Linked DNA regions of Homo sapiens: all the other regions are linked to region 1. A link is an interaction called in ENCODE POLR2A ChIA-PET data of the cell type or tissue named here. Cell type or tissue: GM12878. All regions are shown on one strand.

Evidence for each region. ChIA-PET counts read pairs that join two places held together with the same protein. Peaks named below come from ENCODE experiments on the same cell type or tissue, not always from the same donor. Only the 100,000 strongest peaks of a DNase experiment are listed, where the experiment ranks them.
Region 2: POLR2A ChIA-PET joins it to region 1 with 5 read pairs; 27 of 35 experiments call an interaction of 5 or more read pairs at or near these places.
Region 3: POLR2A ChIA-PET joins it to region 1 with 5 read pairs; 10 of 35 experiments call an interaction of 5 or more read pairs at or near these places.

The regions. Positions count from the first base shown.
Region 1 is chrX:71,195,235-71,200,234 of GRCh38, forward strand. It overlaps LOC107985688 (a long non-coding RNA gene), which reads right to left and starts at 2,959. Exons shown (of 2, transcript XR_001755878.2): 1 at 2,675-2,959. RefSeq lists enhancers at 826-955, 3,102-3,281. In GM12878, no CTCF peak of the experiment used is centred here; DNase peaks (open chromatin) are centred at 956, 1,187 and 3,027; H3K4me3 peaks cover 2,573 bases; H3K27ac peaks cover 2,761 bases.
Region 2 is chrX:71,286,279-71,291,278 of GRCh38, forward strand. NONO (non-POU domain containing octamer binding) reads left to right here. Exons shown (of 12, transcript NM_007363.5): 3 at 4,351-4,513. The coding sequence starts at 4,360. Among named protein-coding and RNA genes, the nearest start is that of NONO, 5.1 kb to the left of the region's middle. In GM12878, no CTCF peak of the experiment used is centred here; no DNase peak of the experiment used is centred here; H3K4me3 peaks cover 1,158 bases.
Region 3 is chrX:71,072,749-71,077,748 of GRCh38, forward strand. It overlaps a transcript of SNX12 not described here. Among named protein-coding and RNA genes, the nearest start is that of SNX12, 6.9 kb to the left of the region's middle. In GM12878, no CTCF peak of the experiment used is centred here; no DNase peak of the experiment used is centred here.

The DNA.
Region 1 (5,000 bases):
GGTCTCAAATTCCTGGGCTCAAGCAATCCACTCACCTTGGCCTCCCACAGTGCTGGGATCATAGGCATGAGTCACGGTGCCCAGCCTGGAATCTCATATTAGATTTGTTTGTTTGTTTGTTTTTGTTTTTTTTTGTTTGTTTGTTTTTTGAGACAGAGTCTCACTCTGTCGCCAGGCTGGAGTGCAATGGAATGATCTCGGCTCACTGCAGCCTCCTCCTCCCAGGTTCAAGAAATTCTCCTGCCTCAGCCTCCTGAGTAGCTGGGACTACAGGCATGCGCCGCCACACCCGGCTAATTTTTGTATTTTTAGTAGAGACAGGGTTTCACCATGTTGGCCAGGATGGTCTTGATCTCCTGACCTCGTGATCTACCCACCTCAGCCTCCCAAAGTGCTGGGATTACAGGCGTGAGCCACCGCGCCTGGCCTCATATTAGATTTTTAAAAGCCTTCTGGAGGCTAGGAAGCCAAGCCAAGAACTTGTGACCAGATTTCACCTGTGGTATCTATAAATCTGGGTGAATTCCTCTCTTCTCAAAGTCCCATAAATATCTTAAGGTTTCTGCCAAGAAGTGACCTTGTGACTTACCTGGGCAAGTAATCCGCCTGCCTCAGCCTCCCAAAGTGCTGGGATTACAGGCATGAGCCACTGCACCCACCCAGGCAATAATACTGACTCTAATGAGACTAGGCTTGTTTTGTAAACAATAATAAGGCTGGGATCCCTGTAAGCCAGGTACCAGGCCAGTTTTCTCATGAGGGCTTTGTTAGCATTTGGTACCTAAAGTCAACCTTAGCTCCTTAAAACTGTTTGGTCATATCTCATTCTCTGTCTCAAAAAAAAAAAAGAAAAAAAGAAAAAAAAAGAACAGGATGTGGTCATCACCCCCAAGGTCTCATAGTGTAGTAAGAGACAGACATCGAGATCCAGGAGCACAAGAAGGGAACATAATTTCTATCAGAAGAAGGGGTTGGGAATCTGAGAAATCTTCACAGAGAAGATGACGTTGGGATTTGAAAGATGAGTAGAAGTTATCCCAGTGAAGAGTGGGGAGGGCACTCCAGGTAGAGGGACACATGAGGAAAGGCATTCAGATGTAAATGTCTGTGACATGGTTGGGGATGACTAACAGTTCAGTGCAGCTAAACTGCAGGCTGCTAGGGGCTAGACTGTGAAGGGACTCCTTTAGCCATGTTCAGGAGTTTGGACTTTATTCTGTAATCTAGATAATGGGAGCCTTCAGAGGTTTTTTTAAGCCGGATTGATCACATGTCCGGAATTGGAAGGGTAAAACTGCAAGTGGGGAGACCATTTGAGACACTTTCATAATTGTCTGAGCAGGAGGGGATGAGGGCCTGTTCTAAGCCAATGAAAAGATACTGGGGGAGAGTGAAGTAGAAGTAGAAATAGAGAAGTAAGGGAGGTGATCTGATTTGGGAAATAAATATAATGACTTGATTTTTAGATCGATTATAGTGAAGCTATTAAGCTCTCAGGCTGTGGAATCAGGAAGAATCTTGACTACGTGACACCCCAGTTATGTGACCTTAGACATTATTTAACATCTCTGGGCTGGGTGCTGTGGCTCATGCCTGTACTCCCAGCATTCTGGGAGGCCGAGGTGGGTGGATCATTTGAGCCCAGGAGTTCGAGACCAGCTATAGGCAACATGGTGAAACCCTGTCTCTACAAACAATAGAAAAATTAGCCATGCATGGTGGCAGGCACCTGTAGTCCCAGCTACTCAGAAGGCTAAGATGGGTGGATCACTTGAGTCCAGGAGATGGAGGTTGCAGTGAGCCAAGCTTACGCCACTGCATTCCAGCCTGGGCAACAGAGCAAGACTCTGTTTCAAAAAAAGAAAAAATCTCTGACCCTCAGCTTCCTCATCGACAAAGTGGGGATAATAAAATACCTACCTTGTAGGATTGTTATAGGATGTAAAGGAGATAACATATGTGATATGCTTAGTACAGGACCCAAAATTAAGTACTGAGTGTTAGCTATTATCATTAGTATTATTAATTTTACTGCAAGCTAAATTTAATAATTTAAATAATACTATTTAATTTAATACTATTTAAATTTAAATAATGCTATTATCATTAGTATTATTAATTTTACTGCAAGCTAAATTTCAGTGACTGGTGGAAATGTCCAATAGACAGTTGGAAATGTGAATTGAGGTGCGAAAGGAAGGTATGAACCAGAGATTTCTGATCTACCTTGTAGAGATAACAGTTGCTATGGGAGTGTGGCTAAGTCTCCCTGGAGGGCAGAGAACGAAATTTTTTTTTTTTTGAGACAGAGTTTTGCTCTTGTTGCCCAGGCTGGAGTGCAATGGTACGATCTCAGCTCACAGCAACCTCCACCTCCCCGGTTCAAGTGGTTCTCCTGCCTCAGCCTCCCAAGTAGCTGGAATTGCAGGCATGCGCCACCACGCCCGGCTAATTTTGTATTTTTAGTGGAGATGGGGTTTCTCCATGTTGGTCAGGCTGATCTTAAACTCCCGACCTCAGGTGCTCCGCTCGCCTCGGCCTCCCAAACTGCTAGGATTACAGGCGTGAGCCACGGCGCCCAGCCAGAGAACGGAATTTTACAGAATGTTCACATTTAGAGATGGTAGGAGAAAGGTCATAGAAAAGTAGTGGCTTGAGAGGGAGGGGTCCTTACCTTGGAGAGGATCTTTAAATTGCTAATCAGTGGCTTCATTTAAGTCCTCAGTCTCTGACACTTCTGCAGCATTGGATGCAAGTGACCTCTTAAAGCCTCCTTTCAGAATCTCTCTTCAGTTTCCATGGTGTTCTGTACACTTCGATCTTCTGTGATTATGCATAGATGTCACAGCTGAGAGCCTTATAGAGCTTACTTACTCCAGCCCCCTCATTTTACAAATGAGGAGACTAAAGAGCCAGAAAATGGAAGTAGCTTGTTCAAGGCTCACAGGCAGTTGTTCCTTCCTTGTCTTCCCCCCACCAGCTTTTCTCACTTCCCATGGTTCTTCGCTCTTTGCTCTCATATACTCATTTCCTCTTTCGATAAACTCATCTGTCTGCATAGCTTCTAGTGTTGCTTTCAGGCTTTTGGTTGCCAAATCCGAAATCTCTCCCACCCTTGCCTGCTTCAGAGCTGCTATCCCACCCTTTGTACAGTCAGCTAGGTGTTCCACTAACACCTCACACCCAGCATGTCTGCACATCATCTTTCCCCATACTACTAGCTTCCCTCTTTGACTCCACTATCCTATTCATGGCACCTCCATTTTCCTAGTTAGTTAATCCTTTACCAAGTCTGGTCAGTTAGTCCTACATAAAGCCCCATGCAGTACAGTCGTTAAGCATATTCCAGCTGTAGGAAACCTTAAAGGTACTTATTTCTCCAGCTTCGCCTTTTTCTTTTTCTTTTCTTTTTCTTTCTTTTTTTTTTTTTTTTTCTGAGACGGAATTTTACTCTCGTTGTCCAGGCTGGAGTGCAATGGCGCGATCTCGACTCACTGCAACCTCTGCCTCCCGGGTTCAAGCAATTCTTCTGCCTCAGCCTCCTGAGTAGCTGGGACTACAGGCGCGTGCCACCAGGCCCGGCTAATTTTTGTGTTTTTAGTAGAGATGGGGGTGTGCCATGTTGGCCAGGCTGGTCTTAAACTCCTGACCTCAGGTGATCCGCATACCTCGGCCTCTCAAAGTGCTGGGATTAAAGGCGTGAGCCACCACGCCCAGCCAGCTTCGCCTTTTTCAAAAGAAAAAATTGAGTCTGTGGGAGGCAAGGCAATACAGCCTGTGAATGGAAGTCAAGACTAGAACCCAGGGGCCAGGCGCAGTGGCTTACGCCTGTAATCCCAACACTTTGGGAGGCCGAGGCGGGCAGATCATCTGACGTCAGGAGTTCGAGACCAGCCTGGCCAACATGGCAAAACCCCGTCTCTACTAAAAATACAAAAATTAGCCGGGCGTGGTGGTGGGGGCCTGTAGTCCCAGCTACTTAGGAGGCAGAGGCAGGAGAATTGCTTGAACCCGGAATGTGGAGGTTGCAGTGAGCGGAGGTCACGCCACTGCACTCCAGCCTGGGCGATAGAGTGAGACTCTGTCTCAAAAAAAAAAAAAAAAAGACTAGAACTCAGGGATATTGGAAACCCCATCCAATGTACTTTGTACCACACAACATTGCCTCTTGCAATCTTATTATATTCGTCACTTCCTTTTCATCACTATTGCCACCTCCCTAGATTAAACCTTCATAATCTCATGCCTAGATTGTTGACACAGCCTCCTACCTACCTTTGCAGCCTCTAGCCTACTTAGTCCCCAGTGCACCCCGTCACGTTAATCACCCTAAAGCACTGTTTCTACCTTGTCATTCTCACTGAAAAGCTTTTAGTGGTTCCTCACTGCCTACCAAATAAAAAATAAAATTCAAATTTCCAAGCCAGGCACTAAAACTCCTCCAAAATCTGGTGCCAGCCCACCTTTCCATGCCTCATTACCCACACTACCCTTTTATACCCTATGGCCCAGCCATATCCAATATCCTGTGTTCCTTGAACAGCTTATGCACTTTCATGCCCTGTTGCCTTTTTACACAATGTCCTCTCAACTTCAAGCATTCTTCCTTTGATTTTTTCCTGATCCAATGTCTACTACTCCCTTCCAAGGCCCAACTCAAACGTCCTAGTCCATGAAATCATTTCAGATTCCCCTAGTCAGAATTAATCTCTGTGAAAACATGTGTGACAAGACTTGCTGTCATAGGTGTTCAGTAAACATGACTTCCCATCCCCCTTCCCCTTTTTACCTGTGTTCCCACAACATATTGCTAATACCTCTGTTTAACACTGATTTCACTTACCTTGTAGTAGAGCTACTTATTTAAACAACCAATGAGACTCATCTCATTCATTTTGCATCCTCCACAGCCCCTAACAGAGTTCCTGGTACACAGTAGGTACCAGGAACTTAACAAATATTTATTGAAATGAAACCTGTGGTGCCAAGTTTCGTTAGTA
Region 2 (5,000 bases), 91 kb after region 1:
CCATCTGCCTCCTTCTCCCTATCCACTTTGCCTTCCTCCCCCATTTTTATTTATTTTCCCATAGCACTTACCTCTTAAGTACTATATAATTTACTTATATATATTGTCTCTCACTAGAAGCAAGTTCTGTAGGCAAGAATCTGCTTTGTTCACTAATCCACTGTAACCATCTAGAATAGTGCCTAGCAAATGGTAGGCATTCACTGAATATTTTTTGAATGAAATCGTGAATTGAAAAATTATCAGTAACCTAAAAGCAATGCAGTTGTTTTCATTTTTGCCTACCTTCTGTTCCCTTGTCTATATTCACATCTTTAAAATTAGAAAAAACCTTTCCCCGTTAGAATATCAGACATACTCGTGTTTATGTGGTCTTCATAATTTTTAAGGCTGTGAACATTCTGTTGTATAGATGTACCGTACTTTCATGAAAACCATTCCCCTAATTTTGGAAATTTAAGTCATTTTTATTGTTTTCTTACCATAAAGGCCATTACAATGAACACTTTCACGGGTGTAGTTTTTAATTTTAAAATTATTAGGATAAATTTCCAGGAGTAGAATTTCCAAATTAAAGACTATGAATTAACATCTTGATAGCTCTTGTTACTTTTTTTCTTACTAAACTTTTGGATACAGAATTTGGTAATTGCATTAATGTTTTCAGTTTTGGTGGGATGTGACATTAAACAGATTAGGAATGTTTTTATACACTTGAAAGTATTCCCGTATACTCATCATCAAAATCAATAGTTACCAAGCCTTTGTCGCATTTCTTTCATCTGAGAAATATAATTTTCTGTGTTTATAATTATTTTTTGAGACAGACTCTCACTTTGTTGCCCAGGCTGGAGTGCAGCGGCACTGTCTTGGCCTACTGCAACCTCCGCCTCTCAGGTTCAAGTGATGCTCCTGCCTCAGCCTCCTGAGTAGCTGGGATTACAGATGCCCACCACCATGCCCAGCTAATTTTTGTGTTTTCGGTAGAGACGGGTTTTCACCATGTTGGTCAGGCTGGTCTTGAACTCCTGACCTCAAGCAATCCACCCTCCTCGGCCTCCCAAAGTGCTGGGATTACCAGTGTGAGCCACCACGCCTGGCCTATTCATTTATTTTTGAGACCAAGTCTCACTCTGCCGCCTAGGCTGGAGTGCAATGGCAGCATCTCTGCTCACTGCAATCTCGTCCTCCTTGGTTCAAGCAATTCTCCTGCCTCAGCCTCCCAAGTAGCTGGGACTACAGGTGCAAGCTACCACACCCGGCTAATTTTTTTGTATTTTTAGTAGAGACAGGGTTTCACCATGTTGGCCAGGCTGGTCTCGAACTCCTGACCTCAGGTGATCTGGCCTGCCTTAGTCCCCCAAAGTGCTGGGATTACAGGCATGAACCACTGCACCCAGCCTATTTTTTTCTCTATTTTTTTTGAGACAGGGTCTCATTCTGTTGCCTAGGCTGGAGTGCAGTGTTATGATTTGCCTCACTGTAACCTCCTCTTCGTGGGTTCAAGTGATTCTCCAGCCTCAGCCTCCCAAGTAGCTGGGACTACAGGCATGAGCCACTGCACCTGGCCTCCCCTCCCCCCTACCCTTTTTTTTTTTTTTTTTTTTAAATAAAGACCGAGTCTTGCTATGTTGCCCAGGCTGGTCTCAAACTCCTGGGGTCAAGCCATCTTCCTGCCTCAGCCTCCCAAAGTGCTGAGATTACAGGCCTGAGCCACCATGCTGGCTTCATTTTTTTTTTTTTTTTTTTATTTCAACGTTTGGGAGCACAGAGCACTTGTTTTCTTTTTAATCTTATGTTGATTTTTAAATGATAGAATTTAACATTTTATTATTTTTATCTTTTTTTTTTTTTTTTTTTTTCTTGAGACAGGGTCTCATTCTCCCTGCCCAGGCTGGAATACAATGGCGTGATCACAGCTCACTGCAGCCTCAGCCTCTCAAGTAGCTGGGACTACATGAGTGTGCTATCATGCCTGTCTAATTTTTTTAATACATATTTTTTGTAGAGGTGGGGCTCACTATGTTGCCCAGGCTGGTCTCTAACTACTGGGCCCAAGCAGTCCTCCTGCCTAGACCTCCCAGATTGCTGGGATTACAGATGTGAGCCACTGTGCCCAGCCTATTTATCTTTTCTTTTTTTTTTGAGATGGAGTTTCACTCTTGTGCAATGGCACAATCTCGGCTCACGGCAACCTCCGCCTCCCAGGTTCAAGTGATTCTCCTGGCTCAGCCTCCTGAGTAACTGGGATTACAGGCATGTGCCACCACACCCCGCTAATTTTTGTATTTTTAGTAGAGATGGGGTTTCACCATGTTGGTCAGGCTGTTCTTGCACTCCTGACCTCAGCTAATCCACTGGCCTCAGCCTCCTGAAGTGCTGGGATTACAGGCATGAGCCATCTCGCCTGGCCTATCTTTTTATGTTTGCTTTTATTGCTTTAGTAGTCATTTGTCTTTCCACTGTAATTAATAAATATTTAGAGTGTGTACTGTATGCCAGTAGTGAGCCAGCATTTTCACATGTTTATTCTCATAGCCACTTTGAGAGACAGGTATTTTTATCATCCCCTTTAGAACAGCTGAAGAAACAGGTACAGAGTAATTTACTAGTAAGTAGTACACAATTGAGGAACACAATTCAAACCTAAGGATGCCTAACCTCACAGCCCATACTAGTACCACTGTTATTTCCACGGTATGTACTGTGGGCTAGGATTGGTAGGTACCAGAGAAGATAAGACTTTACTAGTCTTTGTCCTTGTGATAACCAGAATCTATTTCGATCATTTTGTTTTTAAAATATGCTTAAATGTGTGATGGGGCGAGTTTTTAAGAGTAGATTTTTTGGAAAAGTAGTTTTCTATTAATGTGTAGTATTGAACTGGGAAGTTCCTTAAGCGATTCTAGTGCAAACAGTTCTCATCCAGTACTCATTTAGTTTTTATGTGCAGTATAACTGCTGATGCCTCGTTGTTTTTAATTTTATTATTTTTTAAATTTTTTAAAATTTTTTATTTTATTTTATTTTCGAGACAGAGTCTAGCTCTGTTGCCCAGGCTAGAGTGCAGTGGCGCAATCTCGGCTCACTGCCAGCTCCGCCTCCTGAGTTCACGCCATTCTCTTGCCTCAGCCTCCCGAATAGCCAGGACTACAGGCGCCTGCCACCACGCCCGGCTAATTTTTTGTATTTTTAGTAGAGACGGGGTTTCACCATGTTAGGCAGGATGGTCTTGATCTCCTGACCTCGTGATCTGCCTGCCTCAGCCTCCCAAAGTGCTGGGATTACAGGTGTGAGCCACTGTGCCTGGCCAGATTTTTATTTTTATTTTTTATTTTTTTGAGATAGAGTCTTTCTTGGTTGCCCAGGCTGGAGTGCAGTGGCACAGTCATGGCTTATTACAGCCTCTAACTCGTGGGCTCAAGTGAACCTCCAGCTCCAGCCTCCTGAGTAGCTGGGACTACGGCACCACTATGCCTGGGTAGTGTTTTTTTGTTTTGTTTTGTTTTTTGGAGACGGAGTCTCACTCTGTCACCAGGCTGGAGTACAGTGGCACGATCTCAGCTCACTGCAACCTCCACCTCCCAGGTTCAAGCCATTCCCCTGTCTCAGCCTCCCAAGTAGCTGGGATTACAGGCGCCCGCTACCATTCCTGGGTAGTTGTATTTTTAGTATAGATGTGGTTTCACCATGTTGGCCAGGCTTGTCTCGAACCCCTGACCTGGTGATCCACCCACCTTGGCCTCCCAAAGTGCTAGGATTACAGTCTTGAGCCACACGCCCAACCTGCCTGGGTCATTTTTAAATGTTGTTGTAGAGATGGGGGTCTCACGGTGTTGTCTAGGCTGGTCTTGAACTCCTGGGCTCAAGTGATCCTCCCACCTCAGCCTCCCGAGTACCTAGAACCACAGGCGTGCGCCACCACACCCAGCTAATTTTTGTATTTTTTTGGTAGAGGTGAGGTTTCACCATGTTGCCCAGGCTGGTCTCAAACTCCTGGACTCCAGCAGTCCTCCCACCTCCGCCTCCCAAAGTGTTGGGATTACAGGCGTGAGCCACTGCACCCAGCCTTTTTATTTATTTTTTCTTTATTTTTTTCCTTTTTTGTTTGATTTTTACTATATTTTGTAACCTCCAGAACGCAAGATTTTTTTTAACATAGTTTCCATATGCAGCACTGATAGATTTTTGAATTGTTCTTCTTTGTCATGGTTGTTCAAAGTAACAAATTGTTTGCCTCTGACAAAAGCCAGAGCACTTAAGGTGATGAATTACATATAAGTCATCAGGAAGGTGGCTGATTGTGTTATTAGTACTGAATTTATTTATTAGTCTACTTTTTCTTTGTAGGGTGCAAAAATGCAGAGTAATAAAACTTTTAACTTGGAGAAGCAAAACCATACTCCAAGAAAGCATCATCAACATCACCACCAGCAGCAGCACCACCAGCAGCAACAGCAGCAGCCGCCACCACCGCCAATACCTGCAAATGGGCAACAGGCCAGCAGCCAAAGTGTGTATATGCTAGGTGATGGAGTAGAAATGGATTCCCTCTGGGAATGGTTTCTTGGTTTTTAGATTAGTTTCTCGGGCTTATAAGGGAATAGGCCTTTATGGCACACCTTTGTTCTTTTTTCTCTTTACCTCTTAATACTTACGATGGAAAAGGCTGATTCTCCGGAACCAAGGAGCAAACATGTATGACAGCAGTTGAGTACAGGTTGCTCTGCTGTGTTGACACATTCTACTGTTAAACAGATGTCTGCATGTTTTACCTCAGCTTGGTTCTTAGAGGTAGTCATCAGATGACTGGTAGTTAAAAATAATATAGAAAAGTCTTTAAGGCTTAAATGGAGAAGTCTGGTACTGAATACTGTACTTTTAGCCTTGAGCCTGTACCAGCTCATTGTAAAAAGTCTTTAAGTATATGTTCCTGTTTGAGTACCAATTGTGTGCCTCTAAGACTAGAACCAATCCCAACTTTGTTTATTTCCAGAGAT
Region 3 (5,000 bases), 120 kb before region 1:
GAGAATTGTGCAAGTTAAATTCACAATGAGGTGTAAATAAATGATAAATGATCTTTGAGGGAAAATTTTGATAGGGTGAAAAGAAGAGGACAGTAGAGGGTACTGGGCTAATTAAGTCCTTTGCATTAATAAGGCAATAACAGCTAGCTGGCTTCCATACACACACACACACACACACACACACACAGAGCACCCTTTTTATTTTTCATGGCAGGCACAGAAGTTCAGAGTTACTAAGTGATGTTGGGTGAAACACAGTTATCCTCTGTACCTCAGTTATCACACATACACACACACACACACACACACACACACACACACACACAAAGAGTAGCTGAGTCAAATCTCTTGACAAACAGGTGACATCAGAACTTGATGTGCACTTTCCTCTCTATTGCGTTTCCTTGACCACAGTGATTCTTGGCCAAAAGGAGTCAAGAATGGGGGCGGTGAGAAATGGAGATTTAGGACCTTTAAATTGTATGGAATCTCATTAGTTCATCATCCTGCCCACAGGCAATACTGTACCTTAATCAAACAGACACCTATTCATCTTCCTGCCCGTACATTTTTCTCAAAGGACATTTCACAATCTCCGACTCGATGTTATGCAACCATACTGAAAAGAACTTCTTTCGATTCTCTCTTCAGGCTGTCCCAAGGAAATGGCAATCAAAAGCCCCTGTAATTTGGGGTGTTTGTGTTCCTGGGAGCAGGAAGCTGGAACTGCAAGGAGGGAGTAAGAGGGGAGGGTCTGGTTGTAAAAACAGGTAGTAGACTGGTGAAAACAAGAGTAGAGCTCATATCCATACAATCTGTATTCCAGGGGATCTGGATTCAGAGCTTAACTGCCTTTCTATGGAGCACCCCATTCCTTTCCACACACACCCATCCAGCTGCCTATTACCATTAGTGATTTGTTCCCTTCTTGACGTTCATTTCACCTGAGGCCTCCCTGGGGATAGTCTACTTTAAACTAAATCCCTTCTGAAAGTTGTCAGTTGTCTCCCTATGTTGATGAAGTGCCCTTTTAACACTCAACCTGCCTACTTAAGTTGGTGATTGTATTTATTTCACAAAAGTATCTCTAAGTCGCCTAGGGGTGAGGGCAATCTGGGAAAAAGTGGCAGCAGCATAAGTGTGTGAGTGTCTATGCATGTTAATGGGGTTGCTAAAGACCTAACCCATCAGCTGACAAGAGTCTGACCTCCAGCTTCCATAGAGGTGTTCATTAATTACATACTTAGTTATCTAGAAACAAGAAGACCTGGAAAGACAATAATGTTGAATTAGCCAGCCTTCTTCCCTTAATAAAAGCTAACATTTATTGAACACTTACTATGTGCCAGGTACTATTTTAAGTGCTTTATATATTTTAACTCAGTTAATCCTCAAAACAATCCTATGACATAGGTGCTATTTTTATATCTGTAGTGTACTGATGAGGCATAGATGGATTAAGCAACTTGCCCAAAATAGTGATAAAATCAGGATTTGAACCCAGTCTGGTTTTTGAGCTCAGGCTTTTAACATGCCTCTCAGAGGAGAATATTTTAGCCCTGTATGTCACCATAAAGAGGAGGGGGGGGAAATATTTTAAAAAGGAAGAAAAAGAACAAAAAAAATGTGATTATGGTGGGAGGGAAATAGAATGACTCTAACAAATGCTGATATAAGCTGCAAATTCCTGCCTAGATGTTGTTCTTCATCTGTTTGGTCTTTAGTCTGACGCTTCATGTGTTGAATTGTATCTTAACTATGAGAACTTCAAGCCTGTTTAATTTCTGCCCATCCTTCAAAGCCCAGTGCAGGTCCCACCTCCTCCATAAAGCCTCCATATCCACCCAGTCTACAGTAACCTGTACTTTAAAAATTGTGTTTACACTTATTGTCTGTAGTGTTCATTTGGCTCTGGCTCACATTCTTAGTTAGCCTCCTGTGCATATATGTCTCATCTTACCAACCACATTGTAAACTCCCTAAGGGAGGGTCTAAGACATATTTTTCTTGCATCTTGCATCCCTATAATTTCTAGCATGGTGTTTTGTAAATAACAGGCACTCAGTAAATATTCATTGGTTGAGTGGTTAAAAAAGATAAGAGACCGCATCTTGGTTAACCTCCACATCATTTAGTGAAGAACTGTGCACTCAATGTGTACTCAATAAACATTAATAATATTACAATCTCATTCAAAAAGCCTTTATGGAGTTTCTACAGTGTGCAGAGAATGGTGCTGTGGGAGTATGAATGAAATAAAAGACACAGCTTCTACCTTTGAAGAGCTTGGCTTGGTTCTCTTCTTCTTAAAGTCTTCTCTTACTACTTCAGTGCATGTTATCACCTTTCTCTGAATTTCTGCTGCATTCAAAGTCAAGACCAGTTATCACTCAATTGGTTTGTCTCCCTCGGTTCAATTGTGAGCCCCTTGAAGGAAATGGACAGCACTGTGCTGGGAACATAATAGAATCACAGAATTGAAAGGGACTTTACAGCTTTCCCTGTCATCAAACTTCCTACCCAATGCAAGAATCCCTTTTACAACACCCCTAATGGAGCTCTTATTTAACTCTATGCTTCCAGTATCAGGAATTAACTGAAATAGGAAACACAGCAGGAAAAGCGTGTTCAGAGGCAAGATAATGAGTTAGATTTTGACTACTTGCAATTTAGTGTCATTGTTAGACAATCAGGCAGAGAAAAACAGCTGAAATTCAAGTCTCAACCTCAGGAGAGAGGTCAAGGCTGAAGAGAGAGATTTGAGAGTCTTGGACACAGAAGTGGTAGTTGAAACTCTAAGATCAAGTAAGACTGCGAAGGACAAGAGAAGAAAAGAGCCAAGAACAAAGTCTCTGAGAATTCCCCTACTTGGAAAGTGACAGGAAAAATCAACAAGGTGGGAGAAGACCTGGAAGGCAAAGGAAAAATTTTAAGGAGAGGCTGGTCACCAGAGTTAATGGAGGATGATGCAATGAAGTTAAAGAGGATGAGACTGAGAAAAAGTTATTTTATCTGGTGATTAAGAAGCCAGACTTGCCAGGCGCGGTGGCTCACACCTGTAATCCCAGCACTTTGGGAGGCCGAGGCGGGTGGATCACCTGAGGTCAGGAGTTCAAGACCAGCCTGACCAACATGGAGAAACCCTGTCTTTACTAAAAATAATAATAAAAAAAAATAGCGAGGTGTGGTGGCGGGCGCCTATAATCCCAGCTACTCAGGCGGCTGAGGCAGGAGAATCGCTTGAATCCGGGGAGCAGAGGTTGCAATGAGCCGAGATCACACCACTTCACTCCAGCCTGGGCAAAAGAGCGAAACTCCGTCTCAAAAAAAGAGGAAAAGAAAAGAAACCGGACTTTTGATGACCTATGACCTAGAAGAGAGCAGTTTCAGTGAAGTAGAGTCTATTTTTGCTTGCTCGTTACCCCTAACACCTAGCAGAGCACCTGGATTGATACATACTTGTTGAGTAAATGAATGAATGGATTGGTGAACTGTAGGTCCTGCCACAAATATAAATAAGGTGGTGGAAAAAGGGGAAAAAGTGGACAAGTTGGCCTTTTTCTCTGAAGCAAGAGGAGAATATGGGTGATGATATACAGAAATATTAAGGTGAAAAAGAAAGAAGTTGAAGTCTATGATTTTACCCCTAAAATATGAAGTAAGTTCATCTGAGAATCTCTTACAGTTTCCATTCTCAGTATGATGGAGTAAATTCTCAATAGATAACATCTGTAAACTCTGGACAAAATACACACACACACACAGATACACACACGCAAGCGCACGCACACACACACATACACACAACTTGAAGGCTCCAGAGAGTGAACAAAAGCAGGCAGATTTCAGAAGGCAATTGGAACTTGGAATAAGAGATCAGCATGGGGTGAGTTTCCCATGTTTTATGGCCTCAGCCTGAGGTCAGGCTGCAATCACTGGCCACATCACTGAAAGTCCATCAGGAAATTCTTATCTTTCTAGCCTGAAGAACCAGAGGACAAAGCCTGGGACAACCACAGTCTCTGGAAAGTGAGGAGATAGCTAAGAAAGGAGAGATTCTGAGAAAAGGAGCCCTAAATTACCTGTATAAATTCTTCCCCAAGGCATATTCTGAACTATGCATGCATAGGGCAGTTTCCATCTAAAACTAAAAGAATGGAACTAAGATTTGAGCTGCCACTAACCACAGGCAAGGCAAAGTACAGTTTGAATCTAAACAAGTTAATTGCCTGCTAAAAGAAACACATCTACCCTCTCGGAGAATATAACAGAATCCAGAATCTCCACAACATAACATACACAATGTCCAGGAACCCCACTAAAATTACTCAATACGGTTATCCATATCCATGGGTTCTGCATCTGTGGATTCAACCAACTGCAGATCAAAAATATTCAAAAAACAGGCCAGGCGCAGGGGCTCACGCCTGTAACCCCAGCACTCTGGGAGGCCGAGGTGGGCAGATCACTTGAGGTCAGAAGTTTGAGACCAGCCTGGGCAATATGAAGAAACCCCATCTCCACCAAAAAATACAAAAATTAGCCAGGCATGGTGGCACATGCCTGTAGTCCCCAGCTACTTGGAAGGCTGAGGCAGGAGAATTGCTTGAACCCAGGAGGCAGAGGTTGCAGTGAGCTGAGATCATGCCACTGCACTCCAGCCTGGGTGACAGAGTGAGACTCTGTCTCAAAAAAAAAAATTCAAAAAACAACAACAAAAATTGCAATACACCAACAAAAACATACTAAAAATAAAAAATAAAGTATAAAAACTATATAGCATTTACATTGTGTTGGGTATTAATAAGTAATCTAAAGATGATTTAAAATATATGAGAGGAGTCTGGGGTGGCTCATGCCTGTAATACCAGCACTTTGGGAGGCCGAGGCAGGCGGATCACCTGAGGTCAGGAGTGTGAGACCAGCCTGACCAACATGGAGAAACCCCATCTCTATCTATCTATCTATCTATCTATCTATCTATCTATCTATCTATCTAT